Regions from separate parts of the Homo sapiens genome. Here regions 2 and 3 are each linked to region 1. A link is a loop called in an ENCODE intact Hi-C map of the cell type or tissue named here. Cell type or tissue: heart right ventricle. All regions are shown on one strand.

Region 1 (8,000 bases):
TCTGTGTGGAACTTTGAGCTTCCCTGCAACACTTTTCCCCTGAACCCGGAGAGAGGTCTGATCATATTTCTCACCCTCCTGCTTTCTTGTGAGCATCTAGTGTGGTCTATGGAGAAGAGATTGCAATGGACCGTGGATTCCCCTTATGTCTACAACTCCCAAGGGGTCTATACGATTATACAGCCCCCACATATTTGTTAGGAAGTTTGGCTGAATTCTTTCCAGTTTGTATGGAGTCTGACATGTAAGCAAGTACCTGTGTTCTGTCTCCCTTTGGAGGTGCCTGCTTTTTCTTACATTTTGGGTTAGTTTGTTACTCGCAATCCCAGTTCTCTGATGAGATCAAGAAAAGTCATTTTGCAGATTGTTGGCTTTTTCTTTTGGTAAGGATGACAGCAACGCTCTTTGCAGCTTTCTACACCCTAAGCAGGAGCCAGAAATCCACAGCTTTGGAGTTTAAGAGTCTTGGAGCTTACTTGTTAGGTAATCTTTAAAAATGTTATTTGTATTTTTACTTTTTGGATTCTTTGAGAGTACAGATTATTCTATGTATAGTTAAAGCAGAAGAATAACATACACCTTTGTTTTATCTCATGCAATGATTTTCTTTTTGTTGTTTGTTCTTATACATTTTTAAATTTAAGTCTTGAATAGGATGCACAATTACGTGGTTCAAAATTCAAAAGAGTATGCAATAAACGTCTCCATCCCATCCCTATTCTCTGGCCACCTGGTTCTAGGAAGCCAGTGTTACTTGTTTCTTATTATCCTCTCAGAAATATCTTGTGCAATTACAAGAAAATACCTCCGTGTCCTCTCCCCAATTATTTTTACACTAAATGGTAGCATACTTTGCATGCTGTTCTGTTTTCTTGTTTTTTAAATTCACTTAGCAATATGTTTCGAAGACCTTTCCTGATCAACACAAAGAATTTTCTAATTTTCATAACTCTATAATATTCCACAGTATGGGTACAACATTAGTTTAATCACATACTATTTATTTAACTGCCCATTGATGGATATTTAGGTTGTTTACTGCCTTTGACACTGTTAACAATCAGTACTATAAGCTTACTTCCCTTATCTGCAGAGATAATCTGTAGCATAAATTCTTGCTCATGAAATTTCTAGGCCTAAGGGTATGTGCATTTGTATTATGAATATTGCCATATTGCCCTTTCCAGGCACTACACTAATTTAGAGTCTCCCCTAAAATGCATAGGAGTGCCCGTTTCCTATACCTTTGCCAAAATAGAACATTCCCAAACTTTTGGATCTTTGCCAATCTGGTAGGGCAAAAATAGTATCTCTGTGCAGTTTTAATTTACATTTATCTTAATAAGAGTTGAGCCGGATGACTTTACATTGGCTAAAGATACAGTTTTTATTTCTCTTTCTGTTCTCCAGAGCCCAGAATGCCTCAGAGATTCCCATGGGGTTTGGGAGAGACAAGCCCAGGAGCAGGCATTATCATTCCCTCTGCCTCTCCCAGATTCAGCCAAGCAGTTCTGTTTTCACTTTTTAAATATGTATTGGAGTTCCCGCATAAAGTTTTATTGTGAGCAAAATGTTTCTGTTATATTTAAATAGAAAATTATTGATTGAAGGCAATGCATTTTTAAATCACTTTTGATAGCTGATTAGGGAGAAAGACCCCATTCCTTGCCTCCTTGCATGTCAGTTTCCTTAGAGGAACTCCAGGGAATAGAGTGCTGAGGATTTCTAGGCTGAGAGAGGAGAAAGATGTCGGTCACATTCATTATGACACATTTCTGAGGAAATTGAAGCCATGGCCTTGTGTATCTGACACACAAGCTGCCAGGACACACACTCAGGTAACCGTCTCTGGGACGTAATCTCACAGTGCAGCTGGAGAAGGATGTGCTTGTGTGTCCCTAGGAGGGGCAGCTCCTCGATGACCAGGATGAGGTCCTGAGCTTTGGCCTAAGCAAAGCATGATCCCAGAAAAGGCCTGGAACCATCTATCCTGGAGAGGGTGAGTTTTGTTTTCATTTTTTTCCCAGTGTAGCATGGCCGTAGGAAAGGAAAAAGGATTTCATGATCAGGCCAACACCTAGGAAGAGATAAGAGAGCAGCTACAGAGTTCGGAGGGGAGGAGGAGAGAGCTCAGGGGCAGGAGGCCAGGGCACCGGCATAAATCCCCGAGAGGGACCTGAACTTGAACTCTCACAGGGTGCTAGAGCCAATCTTATCTCATTCTTGGGGGCAGTGGGAACCCTGCTGATTTGTGGGTCACAAAATATATACTGTAACTGTGCTCAAAGATTAAATAAATTACCCCAGTTTACAGAGTTACCTTACCCAGCCCCTCTGCTTCTCCCCTGCCACCCGCCTGAGGCTGTGGCTTCCCCCACTGCCTGGGCACTGCTGGGACCACCCTCTCTGTTCTGGCTGGGAGGCAGATGCCACCCCTCCCCAGCTCCTGCCTCCCTGGCCCTGTGTAGCCATATCTCGAATCTCTCCTCTGTTCAGCGCACCTTCTTACAGCTCCAGGTTCTTGGACCCCTTCCCAGTCAGAATTGTTGAGGGACAGGGAGTCCCCAGAACCTGCAAAGCCCACAGTGGGCTCGGCTTGCTGAAGAACTGCCCCCCATCACATCTCTCAGCCTTTGTGAGCAACTGCGTACCCTGGGGTGACCCCTTTAGAGGCGGGTGAGATCGGAGTCCTTGAGGGGTGGGGGTGGCAGGTAGATACTCTAGGTAACATAGCTAACTGATTCTGATTTCTTTAACCTCATTGGATATATTACCTTGGTAACTCCTCATTGCATGCCTTCGAGGTACGACTAATGTTATCCCTGTTTAAGAGAGGAGGAAACTGAGGCCCTAACTTCAAATATGAGGATCCCTCTGAGAGTCAATCAGCATGGAGACGCCAGGGGACTGGGGCTTCTCAGCTGATGGCCAGCAAGCCCTATCCAGAGACCACTGGGCACAGACCTAAGGCCTCTCCCTGGCCAACTTTAAAGTGAGACCCCTAGGAGGGAGGAAAGCAGATCAAAGTTGAGTGGGACAAGCTGGTGGTCACAGACATGCTGCTCTGGCCTGGACCAGCTCAAGAGGCCCCAGCAGGGACACACATCTGCACATGTGCCTCCCCAGGGACCTTTGAGAATAAGGGGATTAGAGGTCACCAAGCAGCAAATGTGATTGCTAAAGGACCTCACTAAAAGAAGAGGATTAGCTGGGGATTTGGAGGAAGTTTCCACAAATCACTTTGGTTCCTGGTAGCAAAGATTACTTGGGGATCAGAAGAGGTCCCACTGGGCAAGGCAGAAAGAGACAAGTCATGGGATGCTTCCCTGAGGTTGCCAAGACCCTCCAGGGAGCCCAGGCTGAGGCTCAAGTCAGTGCTGGGGCCGTGGCTGACGAGCCACTCCCGGAGACTGGGCTCTGTGGGAAGGAGCCCTTCCTAGGAGCCCGATCCTGGGGCTAGTCCCCTCGCCCCTTGGCCTCACTTTCCTACCTGCCAGGTGAGATGCTGGAACCCACTCGGAGGCTCCAGCGCAGTGGGCAGGTGCCCCAGCCGGCAGGTAGTGGAGACTGGCTTTGATTCCTGGCTCCACTCCCACTAGTGGCTCCTCCCACCCGAGCCCACCTTTCATCCATATACGATGTGGATAACTGTTTCCTGCAGAAGGTCCTAAGGATGAAAATAAGGTGTTTAAGTGCTCCTCACTTGGCTATCATGGTGACAGCTCAGGTTAGTGTCACCCAAGGAGTGTCACCCAAGGGTCCTGCCCGCTCACAGTTTTGAAGTGACAGCCTGAGGAGGAGGGCTGTGGCTCCATGGCCCCATGCTGCCACCTGGAGGTCACAGGGAAGGGAATACAATGATAGAGATGGTGATGAAAATGAGCAACATGATGATGATGATAGTAGCCAATAGAGGCAAGTTCTTACCTAGGCACGACCTAACGCTTTATACGGTTTATCTCATCCAAGGACGAGATTCCAACTATCTTGTTAAATAAAGTGGCTCAGCTATTTATGTGGCCAGAGACATGACCTGTGTCATTCTATATAATACTTACAACGACCCTGTCAGAGAGAGATTTATTCTCTCTGCTAAATAGATACAGGGCAACAAGGTTCAGAGACGGTAAGTTACTTCCCAAGGTCACACAGCAAGTCAATGGCAGAGCTAAGATTGAAATTATATCTGTTTGAAGCCAAAACTCATACATGTCCCTCCACATCCTGTGCCTCCCCCAGAGATCTGGTTCCTCAACAGGCTCTGGGCCAGGGGACGGGTCTGGCAGGGAGAACAGGTGTGGCTGTGGAGGGAAGTTCAAGGGAACTCAAGAGCTGTGGTCCAGGAAGTATCCATGTTTGTCCCGGCTTCATGCTACCCTCCTTTTGCAAGGAGGCAGGTGATTGACCAGTATCAGCCAGATCCTGAGGGCAAGATCACAGCCTTGCAGACTTCAAAGCTATCCAGGCACTTTCCAAGCAAACATTCATGTTCACAAAGTCTATAGAAATGTAGATTCGCAGGCAGAACTCAGGAGGAAAAGTGCCATCTCCCATGATTAAGAAAACATTTCCATTTTTATCTGTATATTTCGTGTCTGCATGTTTTATATTTCTCCAATGCATTTAAAATATATTATTTTAGCCATGCACGGTGGCTCACGCCTGTAATCCCAGCACTTTGGGAGGCTGAGGCGGGCGGATCACAAGGTCAGGAGATCGAGACCATCGTGGCTAACACGGTGAAACCGCATCTCTACTAAAAATACAAAAAATTAGCTGGGCATGGTAGCGGGCGCCTGTAATCCCAGTTACTCAGGAGGCTGAGGCAGGAGAATGGCGTGAACTCGGGAGGCGGAGCTTGCAATGAGCCGAGATCATGCTAGTGCACTCCAGCCTGGGCGACAGAGTGAGACACCGTCTCAAAAAACAAAAACAAAAACAAAAACAAAAAAAATCATATCACATTGAAAGGACCCTCAGGGATTATCTGGCTCAAGGATAGCACTCAGTGACATATTCAGTGAAGGAAGAGAGAAAAGCTGGCCTGGGGAAACAGAGGCACAGAGAAGGGAGAGATGTTCTCAAAGTCACACAGCCACAGAATGGGGCCTGAAATGCAGGTCTGCAGACACCAGCCTGTTCTCTTCCTGCTCGGCTGAATGGCACCCATAATGGCTGCAGGGTCCACCCAGTGGGAGGAGAGGCCAGTGTGCCTGGTGAGATCATTGTGGAGCAGATGAGGACTTGAGAGCCGGGGCATAGCCCAGCCAGATTTGTGCTTTTGCCAAATAGCCAAGTCCTCTCCCATTTCTTCTGTTGGCTCTGAGAAGATCTGTCGGCTCTGAGAAGATCTGTCTGCTAGAGAGGGAGGGAGGGGCTGATCCTAGGCCTGGGCCTGTTATTCTTTCTTGAGTCATCTTTGCTGCCCTATCTCCTGAGTACTAGCAAGATCATCTGGTCCTCAGTTCTTTCACCTATCCCCACCCCGGAGGAGATGAGATGTGCTAGAAGTGAGCATCTGTCACTGCCCTCAGCCTCCTCCTGGGTTTCAGGAGGGTGATAGCCCCTCATTCAGCTACCATGGACCACACTGTGCACCAAAGACCGCGCTGGGTGCATTGACATTATCTTATTCAATTCTCACAGCAACCTCAAGAGGCAGTATTCCCAACTCCCTGCCTTTTAGATACACTTGATTTTTTCAAAACGGTTTTAGGTTCACAGCAAGGCTGAGCAGAAAGTACAGAGAGTTCCTGTATACCCTCTGCCCCCACATATGCACAGCCTCCCCGTGGCCAGCATCCCACACCAGAGTGGCACATGTGATAAAATCAGTGAGTCTATGTCTATACAGCATGATCACTCACAGTCCGAAGGTTTTTCTTCACTCTTGGTGACGTACAATCTGTGGGTTTGGACAAGTGGTAGTATTTTAAAATGCCCACTTGACAGAGGAGAGCAGCTAGGCCCCGAGGTTAGGGTCAGGGTTGAACAGCTGGGAGGTAGGTGGCAGGGATGGAGCCTTGATGGGTGGAGGAAAGGCTTCATGCTAACAAGCTCTCTCGGCCCCAGGACCCCATGGAAATGTCAATATTGTACCTGGTTTCCCAAATGAAAATCAAATAGGGCACATGGGTCTGCTTAATGGGTGATGAAGTTCCAGTGGCTCCAACAGAGGTAAAATTGATTCATATTTGTCAGGCTGGGAAACGGGAGAACTAGGCTCCAGGACCTCCTGGCCTCTTGCCTGGCAGCTCCTTTAGGCATATTTTTGGACAGGCCACACAGCTTCCTACTGAGGGCTCGCGAGGCAACAGGCGCAAGCTGGCCCCTGGAGATCAACCTGGGCAAGGCAGAGCTGCTGCTTTTGAGGTGCTCATAGCCTCGTGGAGTCACAGACGCATATGAGCTCGTTTTGGCCTGGAGTCAGCCCATGCTCACCGAGTTTTCTGCTTATTGCACTGGATGGACAGCATGGCATGGAAGAGTTTATAGGACTGAACAGGCTGGCACTTGAGACATTTCTGAGTTTTCCCCTTTTCTAGATGTGAGTTTACAGCTGGCCATTCCTACAGTGACTCATGAAAGCTGATGAGATATTTTGATATTGACGAGGTGACACAATTATTATTGAGATGGATCACTGTACCTTACAAAGGCACCATCCAGGTTTCCTGTCAATCTCTCTCACTCTCATCTCTAGACTCCTAGGCCCTCCTGGCAGGCAGTGCTGAAGCAGCCCTTCCCAGCCCAGGACAGCAGATGCTTAGCCCCTCTCGGGACTGGCCGGCTCTCCCTTGAGCAGGCACGCCTGGGCCAGGAGCTGTCTTCCTCTCCCAGAGCTGTGTGGGCCAATGGAAAGAGCATGGCTTTGGAGTACAACCAACCCGCACTCTGCTCCTTGTGTCTTCATGGCCTGGGGCAAGACCCTCCATTTCCTCATCTGAGCATTCTGGTATTAATCCTTGTAAGGGAGTTTAAGGGCTGGAGACAATGGAGCCTAATTCCTGTACATGACAGGTGCTCAAAAGCTGGTGGCTCCCATTCTGAGCTAAGTGAAGTTACCTGTGGCATGCTCTCACTCTGAAATACCTCCTGTCCAAAAATATGTCTACAGGGGCTGCCAGGCAAGAGGCCAAGGGGTCCTGGAGCCTAGTTCTCTCATCTCCCGGCCTGACAAATATGAATCAATTTCACCTCTGTTAGAGCCATTGCAACTTTATCACCCATAAAGCAGATCCGTGTGCCGTATTTGATTTTCATTTGGAAAATCAGGTACAATATTGACCTTCCCATGGGGCGCTGGGGCCAAGAGAGCTTGTTAGCATGACGCCCCTCCTCCACCCATCAAAGCCTCGGCAGCTCCTCACTTTCCACTCCTAGCCCAGTGGAGATTGGTGCTCTTCTCTTGCAGTATACTAGAGTCCTCTGGGGAGTTTATTAAATGCAGATTCTAAGTCCCCCTAAATTTACTAAATTGGACTCTGCAGAGGTAGGCCCAGGAAAGCATTTTCACCAACTTTCCCAGTGATTCTGGCTTGAGAATCATGCCCTTAGGACACCTACGGGGCACCTGCCTCACCGCCTCTCCAAGGCAAAGTCCAGGAACCAATGCTGGGAAGGCTTATGTGATTTAATAGAGAAGAAGAGGCTGGGAGAGGGAGAACAAAATTGTACTGTCCTTAACCCTTTACAGTGACAGGTACTGCTAGCTTGATGTAGAAACACATACTCTTTACTTTTTTTTTTTTTTCTGAGACAGAGTCTCACTCTGTTGCCCAGGCTGGAGTGCAGTGGTGTGATCTCTGTTCACTGCAGCCTCCGCCTCCTGGATTCAAGTGATTCTCATGCCTCAGCCTCCCGAGTAGCTGGGATTACAGGTGCCCGCCACCAGGCCCAGCTAACTTTTGTATTTTTAGTAGAGACAGGGTTTCATCATGTTGGCCAGGCTGGTCTTGAAGTCCTGACCTCAGGTGATCTGCCTGCCTTGGCCTCCCCAA
Region 2 (8,000 bases), 140 kb before region 1:
ACGACAGTCTTTTGCTTACTGCTCTGTAAGCTGTCAGAACACATTCTTTTATCTCCTGTAGATATCTTGGTTAAAATATCTGTTTAGTTAGGATTGTTAAAATTTTGGATAAGTTAGTGATAAATACTAAGGAAAAATTCTTTCCTTAATATTTTAATAGCTAGTTTTCGCTTGAAAAGATAATTTTGAGAATTTTGCAAACCTCAGGATTACCAAATCTCTTTTAGGATATTCTCTTATATATATGTTAGTTATTTAACCCAAGATCAGTGCTGAATTTATGCTATATCATGAAATGTTTACAATAATAAATAATATATAGTAAAACCAGAAAACTGAAATATTGTATTCAATAATATGTGGATATTGGCAATAAAATTATAGGTAAATTTTATTGTTAAATTGATTCTAGGTTGGGCCATGCAGGCTGCTGCCTATATCTTCATTCATAGGAAATGGAAGGATGACAAGAGCCATTTCGAAGACATGATTGATTACTTTTGTGATATTCACGAACCACTTCAACTCCTCATATTCCCAGAAGGGACTGATCTCACAGGTAATGTAGCCTGGGTTTGGCAAAGTTAGAAATCATGTAGTCTAAACTTCTCATTTCTCAGATGAAGTAACTGAACACCAACAAGAATAATGGCTCTTCCAGGTGTGGTGGTCCATCCCTGGAATCCTAGCTACTCAGGAGGCTGAGACTGGAAGATGGATTGAGTCCAGAAGTTTGAGACCAGCCTGAGCTACATAGCGAGACTTCATCTCAAAAAAACAAAACAAAACAAAACAGAAAAATTAATGGCTCATCCCTAAGGTCACTCAGTTAATCAATAGCATGTCAGGACTCAGAACTCTTGGTTTCTAGCCCATTGAATTTATAGTAGGCAACTCCAAGCGGTCATATTATTCATACTTGCCATCTTTGAACTTTATATTTTAAGCCTCAGAATATATTTTAAAATATCAGGCTTTTATCTTTATGTAAGTGTAATTTTAAAATCATGTTTTAGGTTAATGTTTATCCTCCCCTACCTGTTGTTTATATTCTCTTATCCTCTTCTAAGGTATTTATTTATCCATTAGACCCTTCCTACTCCTCAGCGTCTTCCTCATAAGAAAAAGATCTGATAGTAACTAATTTCAGTTATTGTTGATTTACGTTAATAGGTTACCTTTCTCCTGATATTTAAGCCCTATCCTTGCTACAAGCAGGAATAGCTTTGCCCTTCTTCAAGAAAACTCAGCCATCATTGAGTTGTAGCAAGGACACAGGAAGACATGTTTATAACTTTTCGGCCTTCCTAAATATTAAACTTTTTTTTTTTTTCTTTTTTGAGCCTGTCATCTAGGCTGGAGTGCAGTGGCATGATCATGGTTCACTACAGCCTTGAACTCCTGGGCTCAAGCTTATAGTGTCTGGGACTGCACCCGATACTACCACCACACCTGGCTACCAGATTTTAAACCATATAGGCCAGGAATTGCCAATGGATTTCAAGAAAGTCTTAAAAAGACTGAAAACAAAATACTCAACAGTCTGTCATCCTTACTAAATCAGTAGTTTTCACACTTTTTAAACCATGGATTATTTTTGCAGATGAAGCCTTCTATCAAGGATGTTAGATAATAAGATGGATAAAAGCAGAACTGCTCTGGTTGATACTGGGAGGGGTGATGGTGGGGGCATAGCTTAGACAGAAAGTATTTCTGTAGAATCTTTGGACTCAAAAGACTAAAATGTACCTTTGATAGTCCCGATAACTTCAAGAGAAATACAGCAGAATTTGAGAAGGATTCAGTGGATCTTACAGCTCTGCTGTGTAAGGGAAGACAGGCTGAAGCAGGAGAGAACTGAAGTCTAAAATCTGTAGTAGTATGGGCAGGTAGAACATGAACTTAACTTTCAAATTTTTGGTAATAGACTAAGAAGGGCAACCCTTGGAATTTAAGAGAGGAGAACAGGTAAATAAACATACTATTCATACTGTGCACATAATAATTTATGGAACTCATTATTACAAAAGAGAGTTCAAGATGAAAAATAGACATTACATACATATTTAAGCAAGTGAATAGGTGACTGAGCCATAATAGGTTGTTAAGGGAAATTAAGGTATTTTAGGATTTACTATAGGTAGCAATGAAGGGATCTTTGACACATCTATTGCAGATGGAACTGAGCTAAATGAACGGTGGCACTTTTTTTATACTAGTCAGATCTCTAAAATGTATGCCAACTGTGTAGTATATTTTTGATTTTTTACAGTTGAGATTCTAGAAGTGGTTGGATCACAGAGGATAATACTGAGGATAATAATGGCTGCTTGTTGAAGCTTGAAAATATATTATTGTAAGTTGTAAGTTGATTTCCAGAACTAAATTATCATTAGGAAATTATAAGTGACAGGTGGCCATATTTAAATTTTATAATATTTAGAATGTATAATACCTAAATTTTGATATTGAAATATCAGCTTTATTTAATAAATATAGAGTATAGAAAGCCATTCACTGAAATGATAGGTTTATATTTGTGAATGCGAAAATGTACACCAAAGAATGCCAACTTTGAAAGTTATTTGGTAAATAAAAACTAATGAAAGAAAGGTCATATGTTACTGCTACATTAGTGTTAATATGTTCATACATTAGACCTTCAGAGTCATAAAATGTATATGTAAAACTTTTTTCATTCTGTATTTGTTCTCAGGTTTCTTTTTGTAGGTGATGAACTCTCCATCTAGTTGCATAATTTTGGAGTCCATAGTGCTCACCATTACATGATGTAGTTGCATATATATTTTAAATGCAAATGATGTTTACCTTTGAAGCTAGACTTTGCCAAGGAGAAAAAACAGACTGATCCTGAAGTTTTAAACATTTTTTTAACAGTAGAATACAGATAATTTTATTGAGTTGGTAAAAAATCATTTTAAAAAATAGGCTAACAAAATATCTCCAGTTTGGAAAAAGTATCTGTTAATTAAAAGGTGTTTAGTTACTACCATACTTAACCTTAAACTGGGTTTTTCAGCCCAGTGAGACTGTTTTATAATTTAAGTCCTGAATCTAGCTTGCATGTACATTTAAATTAGTGCATTTAAATCTAACTTTACATATATTCTATCTTCATATTTTATTGTTGGTTATAACTTTTTAATGGAAGCAATATATGTTAATTTGGGAAAATTTGGAAACATAGAAGTATGCACAAAACTTGCTATAATCCCACTGCCCATAAGTGAACACTATTTTAATTTTGGTCCATTTCTTTTGAGTCATTTTGGTCACACACAGACATATGTGCACCCATACATATGTCTTCGTTATTCTTGGGTTAGGGAGTTCTATATTGTATTGGCATATTAGTTAGGGTTCTCTAGAGAAAGAGAACCAGTAGGATGTGTATATATAGAAAGAGGTTGAGATTTATTTTAAGGAATTGGCTCTTACAGTTGTGGAGGTTTGGTAAGTCCACGATCTGTAGGGTAGGGTGGCAGAGTGGAGATCCCGGGAAGTAGTCGAAGTTCAAGGCCAAAGGCAGTCTAGAGGCAGAATTCTTTCTTCCTTGTTGGGGAGAGGAGGGCACTTCTGTCTTTTTCTGTTAAGGTCTTCATTCACCTGATTTGATGGGGCCTACTCCCATTGTGGAGGGTCATCTGCTGTACTCAGTCTACTAATTTAAATATTAGTCTCTTCTAAAAAATACCTTCCCAGAAACATCTAGAATAATATTTGATGAGATACCTGAGTATCGTGGCCTATTAAAGTTGACATATAAAATTAGCCATCACAATTAGTATGTGATAATTTTGAGTTCCATTTCCCTGATTTGGAAAGATTCTAACAATTATGTTATTGCATATAACATAACACCTATATACATAAAACTTATTCTTTTTAATACATATATGAGTGCCTGGATCTTTATCCCTACTCTCACGAAGTTTACGTTCTGTGAGGAAAGACAGATGATAAACTAATAAGTTAATAAAAATATGTCAGTCATAAGTGCTATGCAGAAAAATAAGGCAGGATAAGGAGAGAGAGAGAGTCATAGAAGGGGTGTAGGGTGCTGTTTTGTTTAAGGTGGTTAGGGAAAGCCTCTCTGTTAAGTTTCTGTTTAAGTAGGGACTAAATGAACAAAGCAGAAAAGCGTGCAGCTGTATGGGTGAAAGGCATTCTGGGTGAAGGGAGGAGCAGCAACTGCACCGATCCTGAGGTGGGAACATGCCCAGCTGGTTTGAGAATAGCTGCTAGTAGTCCCATGGGCGGAAGGAGTGTAGGAGTGGGAGAATTACAGGGAGTAACGTGACAAGACAGGAGGCTGTGGTCAGAAAGTGGGATGCTAGTGCAATAACAGAGTCTGGGGATGAGTAGATGAAGTAGGGGGTAGATGGAAAAGTCTACATCTCTAATCTCTCTGTATTTCTGATCATTTTTACCGTCCCACATTGTGACTGTTTGTTTTAGAGCTGTTTATACTTGTACTCACATTCTACAACAGTTCAGTTTTGCTTTCAGAATCCCCAGAGTTTTATAAACTGAAAGACCAAACTAAAGGGTAGTTACTACTCATCTTTGTGGTGTCTATGGGATTCCTAATCCCATTTAAGGTCCTGTCAGCTGTCTATAATATAAATATTGTTTTGTAGCCCCATGCCCAGGATATCCTCAAATGAATATGAGAGGAACTTACTACTCTTCATGTGTAGGGCCTTTACTTTTGACTTGCCCGGCTCAATTCCTTTATCATAAAATGATGTAACACCTTCTATAGGAGTGTTCTTTGAATATTTCAGTGTTGTGGAAGTCGTCTATGGTTTTTGGAGACTTTGAGGACTCCGTGATCTTAAATTTACTCCTAGTAAAGTTGTGTCGATATAGATATTTTTCTTGTGACTTGGAATAATAGTTTATCAATTTCGGAATGCAGCTGAGGATTGCGGGTTCTAACATCTGCTGTCATCAGAAAGTATTTCATGATCTCTCCCAGCAGTTGAGGCCAAATTTCTGAACACTTTACTTTTTCCAAATGTATTTGCTGAATAATGGGTTTGGTTCTTCTTGGAACTTGTAAAGTTACCTCATGGAATGGAAAAAGAAGGTTTTGCCAACAACTGGAACATGTACTTGACTCCGTAACTATATTCAGCCAAACCATGTTCAGATATTTGTACATGATGTGCTAATCATGTGCCCATTTTGTTATGGAGCGGTTTGGGTTAGTAATATTAACATACTCTGTGCCTGAGCAAGGCAGATATTTCAGTTCACATTGAAGGCCTAAATTATTGGATTTTAAAGAATGTTGATCTGATATATTTGATTGCTAGTTATTTCTTCTGGATGTCTAGGTCATTGTATTTTGTTAGTGTCTTAGTTTTATTTTATTAGCATTTTATATTTTAATATTTCAATTTTGTTATATAGGGATTGTTTTATAAAAAAATTTAGTTATTAGCATTTTAATTTTCATTGAATGTTGACTTTCATGAAATCTTTTAAACAAATTAAAAGATATGAATATGAATTTCAGAAAATGTATAAAAATCGATTTATGCCTTTGTTATAATTTTTTTTAATTTCAGTAAGTATAACCGAGCATCTCAGCTTTGAAATGCATTTTAACACTTTTTTTCTTTAGTCTTAGAATATAGCCTCGAAGTGTACTTTGAAACTCTGTTTTCCTTCTGTTTCCACTAGACACTTCCTTGCACCATGTATGCTTATCTACTATATGCTTGCTTAGAAATTCCAGGGGCTAATTTTGAAACAAACCAGGCATGGAGGCCCTGTGGAACCCTCCCACTTGGGGGAGTCATGAACAGTTAGTCCACTACCATCAGGCTAAAGTCAAAGTAATGCCAAGTGGACCTCCGGATGGGCAGTTACCCGAGACAGCCATCAGAACAAGACACACAGACCCTGTGCCATTCAAACATCTCCTACAGCAAGTTTCCTTTTAAAAACACTATGATAAATTTTAAAACTTAAGATGGGACTTTAGAACACTAGTTCACTATCTTCTCAGTTTGCTGGCTCTCTGTTTAAAACCTGCTTTCCCTCCCACCAAACTTGGCCTCTTGTGTTTGGCTTTCGAGCAGCAAATAGCCAAACCTGGGTCTGGTTACATAAGTAGGTCTGGGATCTTGATAATGGACCATCTGCAATGTTTGTATCTTCTCATTTGACTCAGTATTCAGTAATTAGAGAATAATTAACAGCTATTTTTTATCAAAAAAAATTCTGCACTTCTTTCCTTACCTTGTTTATTTCCCTTTAGTTTATGATTTATAATGGTCCATTGTTTTGTTTAGAAAACAGCAAGTCTCGAAGTAATGCATTTGCTGAAAAAAATGGACTTCAGAAATATGAATATGTTTTACATCCAAGAACTACAGGCTTTACTTTTGTGGTAGACCGTCTAAGAGAAGGTAAGCACCCATTTCAAAATGTACTTTTTAATAAAAGTGGCAAAAATTGCTAAGCTTTATATATAGCCCTTTAGAGTTTGTAAAGGATTTTTTACTACTTTGTCTCAAGAAATGAGATATTGTATTTTTATTCCAAGTTGGCCTATGTACTAAAATGTTTTGCCATGTATTTGTTAGAGATATAGAAGAGATCTCTGTAAAAAATTCTTTCCCCTTTTTTGGAACAGACATAACTCTATATTACATATATATATATGTTTGTATATAGAGAGTTAGGCTATAATTCCATTTTAGGATATTTCTCCAAGTGGCAAAAATGTCTTTCTTTCTTTTTTTTTTTTTTTTTTTTGAGATGGAGTCTTGCTCTGTTGCCCAGGTTGGAGTGCAGTGGTGCTATCTCGGCTCACTGCAAGCTCTGCCTCCCAGGTTCCCGCCATTCCCCTGCCTCAGCCTCCCAAGTAGCTGGGACTACAGGTGCCCACCACCACGCCCAGCTAATTTTTTGTATTTTCAGTAGAGAGGGGGTTTCAACATGTTAGCCGGGATGGTCTCGATTTCCTGACCTCGTGATCCAGCAGCCTCAGCCTCCCAAACTGCTGGAATTACAGGCGTGAGCCACGGCGCCCGGCCAAAAATGTCTTAAGAGTATCTTGTCACTTAATCCATTTCTCTAGTAATCATGAATAGCAAAAAAAAAAAAAAAAAAAAGAGAAAAAAAATCTTATCACTTAAACTAACCATATGTTTGGCTCTTAGGGTTTGAGAATATATCATTCTCTTACTATTTTAAGCTATAGAGAAATATAACGATCTGAAAAATAATTTTACTTTAATTATTTCACTCAGTCCACCAAGTAACTGGTTGGTAGGAAGGCAAGTGCCACTACCTCTACTATTTTATAGTTAAATAGAACTGGCATCCAGTGCGGTAAGTACATTTTCACAGGTTACTTGAGTCAGGGATAGAACCTTCTTCTGCTTCCTAATTTGTGGCTCATATCACACTTCTTTCAAACTGTGTCTATTCAGGGGCATATATGAGCAGAAAGTGATTCCGTTGATGATATCGCACCCATTTAAATGCTTAGGTTTTGATGTAAATAAAAACCAATTGTACTTTTTAATTATAGTTCTGCATATTTGCAAGTTTATATATTTATACACATTTGTACATACAAATAACACATATATGAAGAAAAGGTAACTATTCGGAAACATACTGAAGTGTTAATTTTATAACAGTTCAAAGCCCACAGTCAACTAACAGAAGTGTGTTTGCACATTTCTGCTCTTCACTCTGATTTCCAGTAAGCCATATTGTGTAATGGTGATCTCTGTGACAAATGTCACCTTCATCTGGTAACTGATATATTTTCATAAAACTGTTGTGCATAACATGAAAAGTCTTGAACCATTATGTAAGAAAAGGTATGAAGTTCTTTCCCTAAATGGCATCACTGTTGTTCTCTTTAGGATTTAATATACTTTAAGATAAAAAGTATAACCTGCCAAGATGAAGCATATTTATAACCAAGTACCCATGATTTAAAGAAAGGT
Region 3 (8,000 bases), 500 kb before region 1:
GAAAAGAAAAAATGGAGACTCGAATTGGGTGCTTTTTAATCCCTGGATGCAGAGGCAGGTATGGTATGGCAAGGAAAAGATCACTGACCTTAGATTTTCTACAAGCCCTGACCTTAGATTTTCTTATTACTTCTTTGAACTTGGGAATGGTACTCATTGCCTCTGAGCTTCAGCTTCCTATTCTGTAAAATGAGCAGTTGCCTACCTTGCAGGGTTCTAGTTAGGAGTGGCAGGGGGAATGCTTGCAAAAGACCTAGTGCCGCACTTGACCCACAAGAGGACTCTTGAACACCAGCTGTAACATCCACCCCTTTTGCTTCTGTTGCCTCTTCTGGGAGCCCTGACGGGAAAACCCAGTGAGGTTGAGGATACAGGGGTTTGTGGGAGACCTCCGTCTCTGGAACGAATCCCCCACTCCTCCATCATGCCCACCACACTGGCTGCTTGATTTCTCTGCCACACTCTAGCTTTTCTCTCTGAAAAACAACTTGCCAGTAACACAGCAAGAAGGCTCAGGGCTCTGAACTATTGTGTGCATCCCAGGTGGACTCAGTCCCCAGATGGAAGAAGGACAAGTCTCCATCTCAGAGACAGGGAGTGGGAAGGTAACTGGAATTTTACCTGTGCAAAGTGCCCTACATCCAGGTGATATTTCATCCTGCTCTGTTCCTTCGTAAAGGTCTCCAGCGAGCAGAAGGGTTCCATGAGCCTTACTCCTCTGGTCCCAGGCCTTGCCAGGCACATGTTGCTTTTCCCTGGGAGTAGGGCTGGGCACTCCTGCCTCCCCATGCCCATCAGCCATGGGGTTCCCTTTAAAGGCTCTGGATTGAGCACAGTCACCTCTAATGGGACCATGGAGGACCAGCCCAGCAACCTAGAGCTGCTTCCCAGGCTGCCTGGGAATCATTTCATTTTCTATTTGCAGAATCACAGATGTTGACTTTTGATCTCTTCCTCTCTCCCTTGGGGGCCTCAAATCAGTGATGACAGCTATTTCATTTCTTTTTAATTTTTTTTCTTTTCCCTATAAAGAGAAAAGGTCAGAAAGGGCTCAGAAAGGTTTTGAAAATATTGGAAGAGCTACATACTGGCTACTGGAATGCAAAAGAAAAGCTCTAGCCCTCTCTATGGAAAGCTCATGGCAATGACCAGGCAGAGGCTGGGGTGGGCACTCTTTAAGGCAGTAATGTTAACCTTTAGTGTGTCTGTAAATCATTCAGGAGTCTTGTTATTAATACAATGCAAATTCAGATTCAATAGGTCTAATGCACTCCCAGGCAAGGTCCATGCTGCCAGCCCAGAACCATGCTTAGAGGAACAGGTGCTGAGTTTCTTCCTCACCTCCACCTTGCCCCAGTCCTGAATCCTGCAATCTGTAAATGCTCCCTGCTATCTTCATGCAGTTGAGTCTTAACAGGCAAGAAGCCAGCCAAGCGAGAATCTCTCAGCAGACACTTTAATCAAATTAAAACCCACATTTAGATTTTTATCACTTTTGATCATTTAAACAGAAGAACTTTCAGATATATATAGATTTCCAAAGAAGGGATCACAAGAGGACACTCAGGTGAGGGGTGGGGAGTTGGTGGCAGTGTTGGGGGGGCTTTCTTCTCTCACCCCATTCTATCCCCTTTGACTTATTCATTTCTTTTAAATAGCATTTGGCTCAACTATTATGATCTTATGCTGAACCTTTTGCCATCCCATGAATGGGCAAGCCTCTGTATACCCAGTGAAAATTACCTTTTTCTTTCCATAGGTCCCAGTTGCTTTTTTTTTTTTTTTTTTGAGTCAGAGTTTCATTCTGTCACCCAGGCTATAGTGTAGTAATGTTATCTTGGCTCACTGCAACCTCCTGGATTCAAGTGATTCTCCTGCCTCAACCTCCTAAGGAGCTGGGACTACAGGCGTGTGCCACCATGTCAGGCTAATTTTTGTATTTTTTAGTAGAGATGGGGTTTTGCCACATTGGCCAGGTTCGTCTCGAACTCCTGACCTCAAGTGATCCACCCTCCTCAGCCTCCCAAAATGCTGGGATTACAGATGTAAGCCACCACACCCGGCCTCCCACCTCCCAGTTACTTTTATAAAAATTTTTCTATGTGTTTTGCTCATGTGAACACAACTTAAAATGCATTCTATGATAACTCAAACATAATAAGATGGATAAATATTGTGTATTAGAAAGCAATGTCCATTTTCTAAAATGATTCACTGCATCATGCCATAAGCGATGAGCCCTTTCTGGGTCTTTAACCATCAAAAAGTGACTCTCAGGGATTCAGACCTAATTGGCCTGAGGAGGGACTCAGGCACTAATATTTTTTAAAAGCTCTGAAAATGATTCTAATGTACACTCAGGTTTCAATACCACTAGACTAAATGATGTCAAATTGCTAACTTGAAACCATTCCGATGCCTCGCTATACATTTAAATTCCACACGCATTTTTGAGTGCTTGTCATATACCAGGCACTATGTGGGCTCCTGAGATATGAGCAGATCAGCCGCAGCTTCTGCCTTCAGGGTATGCACAGTCTAGCAGGGGAGATTTTAAAAAGCAGAATTAATTCTATCTAGAGGCCCCACAAATAGTGAAACAGGGAAATGTTGCCTCTATAAATACAAATAAAAGGAGAGGAGGGAGTGGGGGAACCTGCCCATATCTCCCCCATCATTGCTCTTCCTCTCACTTCCTCCAGAGGGTACAGAACGTGGATTAAACAGGAACACAATGAGTGCAGGGCAGAACCTCAGCTCTCAGATTTGAGCTCTGGAGAGAATGGGCAGGGCCGTGAGCAGCTGAGAGATGGAGCCTTCCAGGCTGGGCGATTTCTTAATGTAGGAATGCAAAACCTGGCCCTCAAGTGGCAAAGGCTAAATTGTGAAATGATTTTCAGCAGCTCCTCCACCAAAAGTGTCAGGTAGCTAAAGTCAGCCTCCTCCTCCCTGTCTGCATGCACTCCAGCTGCCTGCTTTTTGTGCTCTTCCTGCCAGATGCCCTCAGCTGGTCCCTTCACTTATATATTTATTTATTTATTTATTTATTTATTTATTTATTTATTTATTTACTTATTTGAAACAAGGTTTTGCTCTGTCACCCAGGCTGCAGTGCAGTGGTGTGATCTTGGCTCACTGCAACCTCTGGCTCCCGGGTTGAAGCAATTCTCCTGCCTCAGCCTCCCAAGAGGCTGGGATTACAGGCACCTGCTATCACACCCGGCTAATTTTTGTATTTTTAGTAGAGATGGGGTTTCGCCACGTGGGCCAGGCCGGTCTTGAACTCCTGACCTCAAGCAACCTGCCCGCCTCGGCCTCCCAAAGTGCTGGGATTACAGGTGTGAGCCACTACGCTGGTCCCTTCACTAAATCTTTATGCCAGCCTGGCTTACTTGCCCCCCAATTACCTTGCAGGTGTCAATCAGCTGGGCGGGACTTCATACTGAGCATGAGTGGCCAAGAGGGTGTGCAAGAACACCTGCATGGTAAGGTAGGAGACTGTTTCTCCCAGAGAAACTCCAGTGTTGGGGAATTCATGAATGAGATATTTTAATAAATGCAAAATCATGCAGTCCCCAGTCCAAATGAATCCACGGATGAGTAAAGCCAGTGAATTTTGGCAGAAAATAGCATATGACCCAAACCTGCCCCTTCACCTCAATTCTGGGGCTCAGCAGGTGTTGTCAAGTGGAGTTCTCTCCTACTAGGGAGAGGGAGCTTGCTCCCAGGCACAGCTGACCAATGAGGGAATGGGCTGCTTTTTGAGATAATGAATTTCCCACCAGAGGCCTTTTGTAAGGTTTTGGGGCAGGAGTATTTAAGCAATGGAAAGGGTGTTGGCTACTTTTAATGTGCCTTATAAGGAACCTCTTAAAACCACTTTGTGACTGCCTTTAAGTACCTTTCAATTCTACAGTTCTTTGAAATATGTGAACTGAATTCAGGTCTCCTATAAGCAGAGGAATAATGACAGTGGCAACGCTGCAAAGCCATGAATATCAATGAATATTAACTGGGAATTTCCTCAGTCGCAGCTCTGTGACACTCTCAAATACACCCTATCCCTCAAAAATGTGTAGAATTATATTATACGTACTTTACAAATAAGGAAATATGCATAAAGAAGCTGAAAGATTTGCCCAATATCCCACAAAAGACACGTGCTTCAAGTCCAGGTTTCTTGATTTGTAGTCTGATGTTTATAGTATAATATCATAATTTTTATTTTGTTCAGATACAGTAAGAGCTGAAAAAAATCCTTAGAATATGTATCTTCAGGAAAGAAAATGATCTCAAAGAAGAAACAGATTTGGTGGAATTTGATGGCTGGATTAGCTGTCAGGGTAATGCTCATGAGTGGCCAGCAGGGAGCAGAAGCCTGCCATTCTAGCCGCTTACATCCTTTCCAAGCCCGTAGAGGTCTGGAAGTTAGTGCAGGAAAACCATTGAGAGCAAAGCCTAAGAAAGCAGAAGGGAGCCAGTGAGGACTGCTGCAAAGGCTCCTTTCAGGCAGGATGTATCAACAGCAGGGTGCATCTGAAGAAGAGGCTTCCCCCAGGAGGATGCCTCCAGGACCCAGAGGCAGCAAGAAAACTCTGGAACATGCACAAGATTGGAATATCAGCAATCCAAGACTCCAGGAGTCAATCTGCTATTTTCCAGCCCATGACCCTTTCTCTGCATCTGTTTCCCTTCTCAATTTACAGTACATTGCCATTGTCAAGCTGTGCAAAGGCCTTCTCTTGTTTTATTTCATTTTCCTATCATTTCCAGTTTGTGTTCCCATTCCCCCACATATTGTTCTCTTTTTCCCGTTGGTTTGCAAGAGCTCTCTGTATAATCTAGGTGTACATCTCTTGTTGTTTGCAAATATATTCTCCCCAACTGTCACTCAGCTATCTGTAAATTTCACTAAAGAGAAATATGGCTTGTGTTTTCCCACCCTGAGTTCACAAAGATATTCCACATTTCCATCTGGAGTTTAGAATATGATATAAAGTTGACTATGATATAATAAAGTTGAGATACAGCTTTATTTTTCTCCATAGAGTGAGCTAGTTAGAGCCCACCACCAGTCCCCAAGTTCATGTTTTTCTTACTGTTTTGGGGTGCTACCTCTATCATAAGTCAAGTTTTCATATTGAAAAATGGGTTTTATATTTTTGAGCTCTTTAGTTTGTTCTGTATGATTTGCTTGTTTCTGTACCAATACCACATCCTTTACTACCATGGCTTTGTGGTAAGGTCACCTGTCTCTCTCCTCTCCTCTCCTCTCCTCTCCTCTCCTCTCCTCTCCTCTCTTCTCCTCTCTTCTCCTCTCCTCTCCGCTCTGCCCCGCCCTGTCCCTCTTCTCTCCTCTCCTCTCCTCTCTTCTCCTCTCCTCTCTTCTTCTTCCTCTCTCTCTCTTTCTATTAAAAATGGCTTAGTTATTTCTGGATCTTATTTATTTTTGAGACGAAGTCTCACTCTGTCAGGCTAGAGTGCGGTGGCACAGTCACAGCTCACTGCAGCCTCGATCTCCCACGCTCAAGCAATCCTCCTACTTCAGCCTCCTGAGTAGCTGGGACTACAAGCATGTGCCACTATGCCTGGCTAATTTTTAAAATTTTTTTGTAGAGACAGGGTCTCAGTATGTTTCCCAGGCTGGTCTCAAACTCCTGGGCTCAAACAATCCTGCCTTGGCCTCCAAAGTACTGGGATTACAGGTGTGAGCCACTGTACCTGGCCTACTCTGATTCTTAGCATAACCCTGAAATATCCATCTACCTTTATGGTCCTTCTTTATTTTTCTAGTTTTATTGCTTTGGCCAAACCTCTAGGACTATCCCGGAGGGGTGCTTTCAGGCCTGCCACTGTGGCAATGCACAAACTTGGACATTTTCAGAAGTTCACTGAGCTTCAGATTCGCAAACTCTCCTTCCAGAGTCTGGTGCGAGAAACTGCTCAGAACTTCAAAACAGATCGTGCTTCCAGAACACAGCTATTGGTGTTTTGCGGGAAGTGAGGCCTATCTGCTTGGCCTTTTTGAAGACACCAACCTGTGTGCTAGTGGTGCCAAACATGTAACAATTATGCCAAAATATATCCAGCCCGCACTCCAGATATATGGAGGGCATGCTTAAGAATCTGTTATGATGGGGAACATTTCATTCTCAAAAAAAAAAAAAATCTTCTTTCTGTTATTGGTAGTTCTGACCATTAGATTTTCCCCCCCAAGGGATCAAAAGGTACCTAAATATATGATTGCATGTGGAAAAATAGGACAGAAACATCAGGTATTGGCAATTGTCTTAGTCCATGTTGGGCTGCTATAAAGGAATGCCTGGGGCCGGGTAATTTATAAAGAAAAAAGGTTTAATTGGCTCACTATTCTGATGGCTGGAAAGTTCAAGACGGGGCATCTGGTGAGGGCGTCCTGCGGCTTCCGTGTATGGTGGAAGGCAAGGGGAGCCAGCATGTGCAGAGATGACAAGGTGAGAGGAAACAAGAGTTTGTGGGGACCTGGATCTAACAACCAGCTCCGCAGAAACTAATAAGGTGAGAAGTCACTCATCCCCACCGCACCCCCATGCCCAGGGAGGGGATTAATCTATACATGAGGCATCTGCCCCCAGGATCCAAACACCTCCCACTAAGCGCCACCTCCTAACATGGCCACACTGGAAATTAAATTTAAACATGGCCAGGCGTGGTGGCTCACGCCTGTAATCCCAGCACTTTGGGAGGCCGAGGTGGGCGGATCACGAGGTCAGGAGATCGAGACCATCCTGGCTAACATGGTGAAACTCCGTCTCTACTAAAAATACAAAAAATTAGCCGGGCGTGGTGGCAGGCACCTATAGTCCCAGCTGCTTGGGAGGCTGAGGCAGGAAAATGGCGTGAACCGGGGAGGCAGAGGTTGCAGTGAGCCAAGATCGTGCCACTGCACTCCAGCCTGGGCGACAGAGCGAGACTCCGTGTCAAAAAAAAAAAAAAATTCAGCATATCATCAGGTGGGGACAAACAAGCCATATCCAAACCACAGCAGCAGCTTTTCCATTTTCATGTGAATTTTTAATATAAATGTGGGCACATAAAGCATTCAAGAAAGAATGTTTCAGTGAATACGTTTTAGCAGTTCACCTTTATAACAATTATAAATAAACCTGTTAAATTTTTCTGGACAATGTCAGCACTTGAATATTTTTTATAACAAATAAATGTCTTATTGACTAAATGGTATTTGCAGCATTTTTACCATACAGTAGATTCCACGCACTCACTATACTTTTCTGAGCCCTACATGCAAGTACTTTTTTTTTTTTTTTTTTTTGAGACAGAGTTTTGCTGTTGTTGCCCAGGCTGGAGTGCAATGGCGTGATCTGCAACTTCTAACTCCCGGGTTCAAGTGATTCTCCTGCCTCAGCCTCACGAGTAGCTGGGATTACAGGCGTGAGCCTCGCACTCAGCCACAGATACATATTTTTAATGTTGTCTGTCTTCTGTGCAATTCCTGTATGTTTGTTATTAAAATACATTAGGCTATAAATAAATAAATACACTATTGGATACCATCAACATATTTTATTCTGAATTTTCAAATATGAAATAGCCTTATAGTTTTGTGTGTGTGTGTTTCTGCCATCCTCCTCTGACTTTGTAATAAAGATTAGAGCAGTCTTATAGCAAAGGAGGAACTCATTTCTATTTGCTGGGGTAATTTATGTATGTCAAGAGATTATCTATCTTTTTTTTTTTTTTTTTTTTTTTTTTTTTTCTGAGAAGAGTCTCACTCTGTCACCCAGGCTGGAGTGCAACGACATAATCTCAGCTCGTTGCAACCTCCGCCTGCGGGGTTCAAGTGATTCTCCTGCCTCAGCCTCCTGAGTAGCTGGGATTACAGGCATGGGCCACTACACCCGGCTAATTTTTGTATTTTTAGTAGAGACAGGGTTTCACTATGTTGGCCAGGCTGGTCTTGAACTCCTGATCTTGTGATCCACCCACCTTGGCCTTCCAAA

The links. A loop is a pair of places that touch in the nucleus more often than their neighbours do. Peaks named below come from ENCODE experiments on the same cell type or tissue, not always from the same donor. Only the 100,000 strongest peaks of a DNase experiment are listed, where the experiment ranks them.
Region 2: it touches region 1 in a loop (2.1-fold over the local background); 3 of 110 quality-filtered maps call a loop at or near these places.
Region 3: a loop joins it to region 1, with 14 times the contacts of the local background. A loop is called at or near these places in 105 of 110 quality-filtered maps.

What each region holds. Positions count from the first base shown.
Region 1 is chr2:30,703,365-30,711,364 of GRCh38, forward strand. No RefSeq gene overlaps it. Among named protein-coding and RNA genes, the nearest start is that of CAPN13, 100 kb to the right of the region's middle. In heart right ventricle, CTCF peaks have their summits at 3,834 (motif pointing left) and 5,664; DNase peaks (open chromatin) are centred at 3,507, 3,797, 5,237 and 7,927; H3K27ac peaks cover 1,146 bases.
Region 2 is chr2:30,561,734-30,569,733 of GRCh38, forward strand. LCLAT1 (lysocardiolipin acyltransferase 1) reads left to right here. Exons shown (of 6, transcript NM_001002257.3): 4 at 413-559; 5 at 6,327-6,443. Among named protein-coding and RNA genes, the nearest start is that of LCLAT1, 120 kb to the left of the region's middle. In heart right ventricle, no CTCF peak of the experiment used is centred here; a DNase peak (open chromatin) is centred at 4,248; H3K27ac peaks cover 3,108 bases.
Region 3 is chr2:30,204,189-30,212,188 of GRCh38, forward strand. It overlaps the pseudogene H3P5. Among named protein-coding and RNA genes, the nearest start is that of SNORA10B, 21 kb to the left of the region's middle. RefSeq lists a silencer at 4,420-4,644. In heart right ventricle, CTCF peaks have their summits at 4,359 (motif pointing right) and 4,563; a DNase peak (open chromatin) is centred at 4,393; H3K27ac peaks cover 1,241 bases.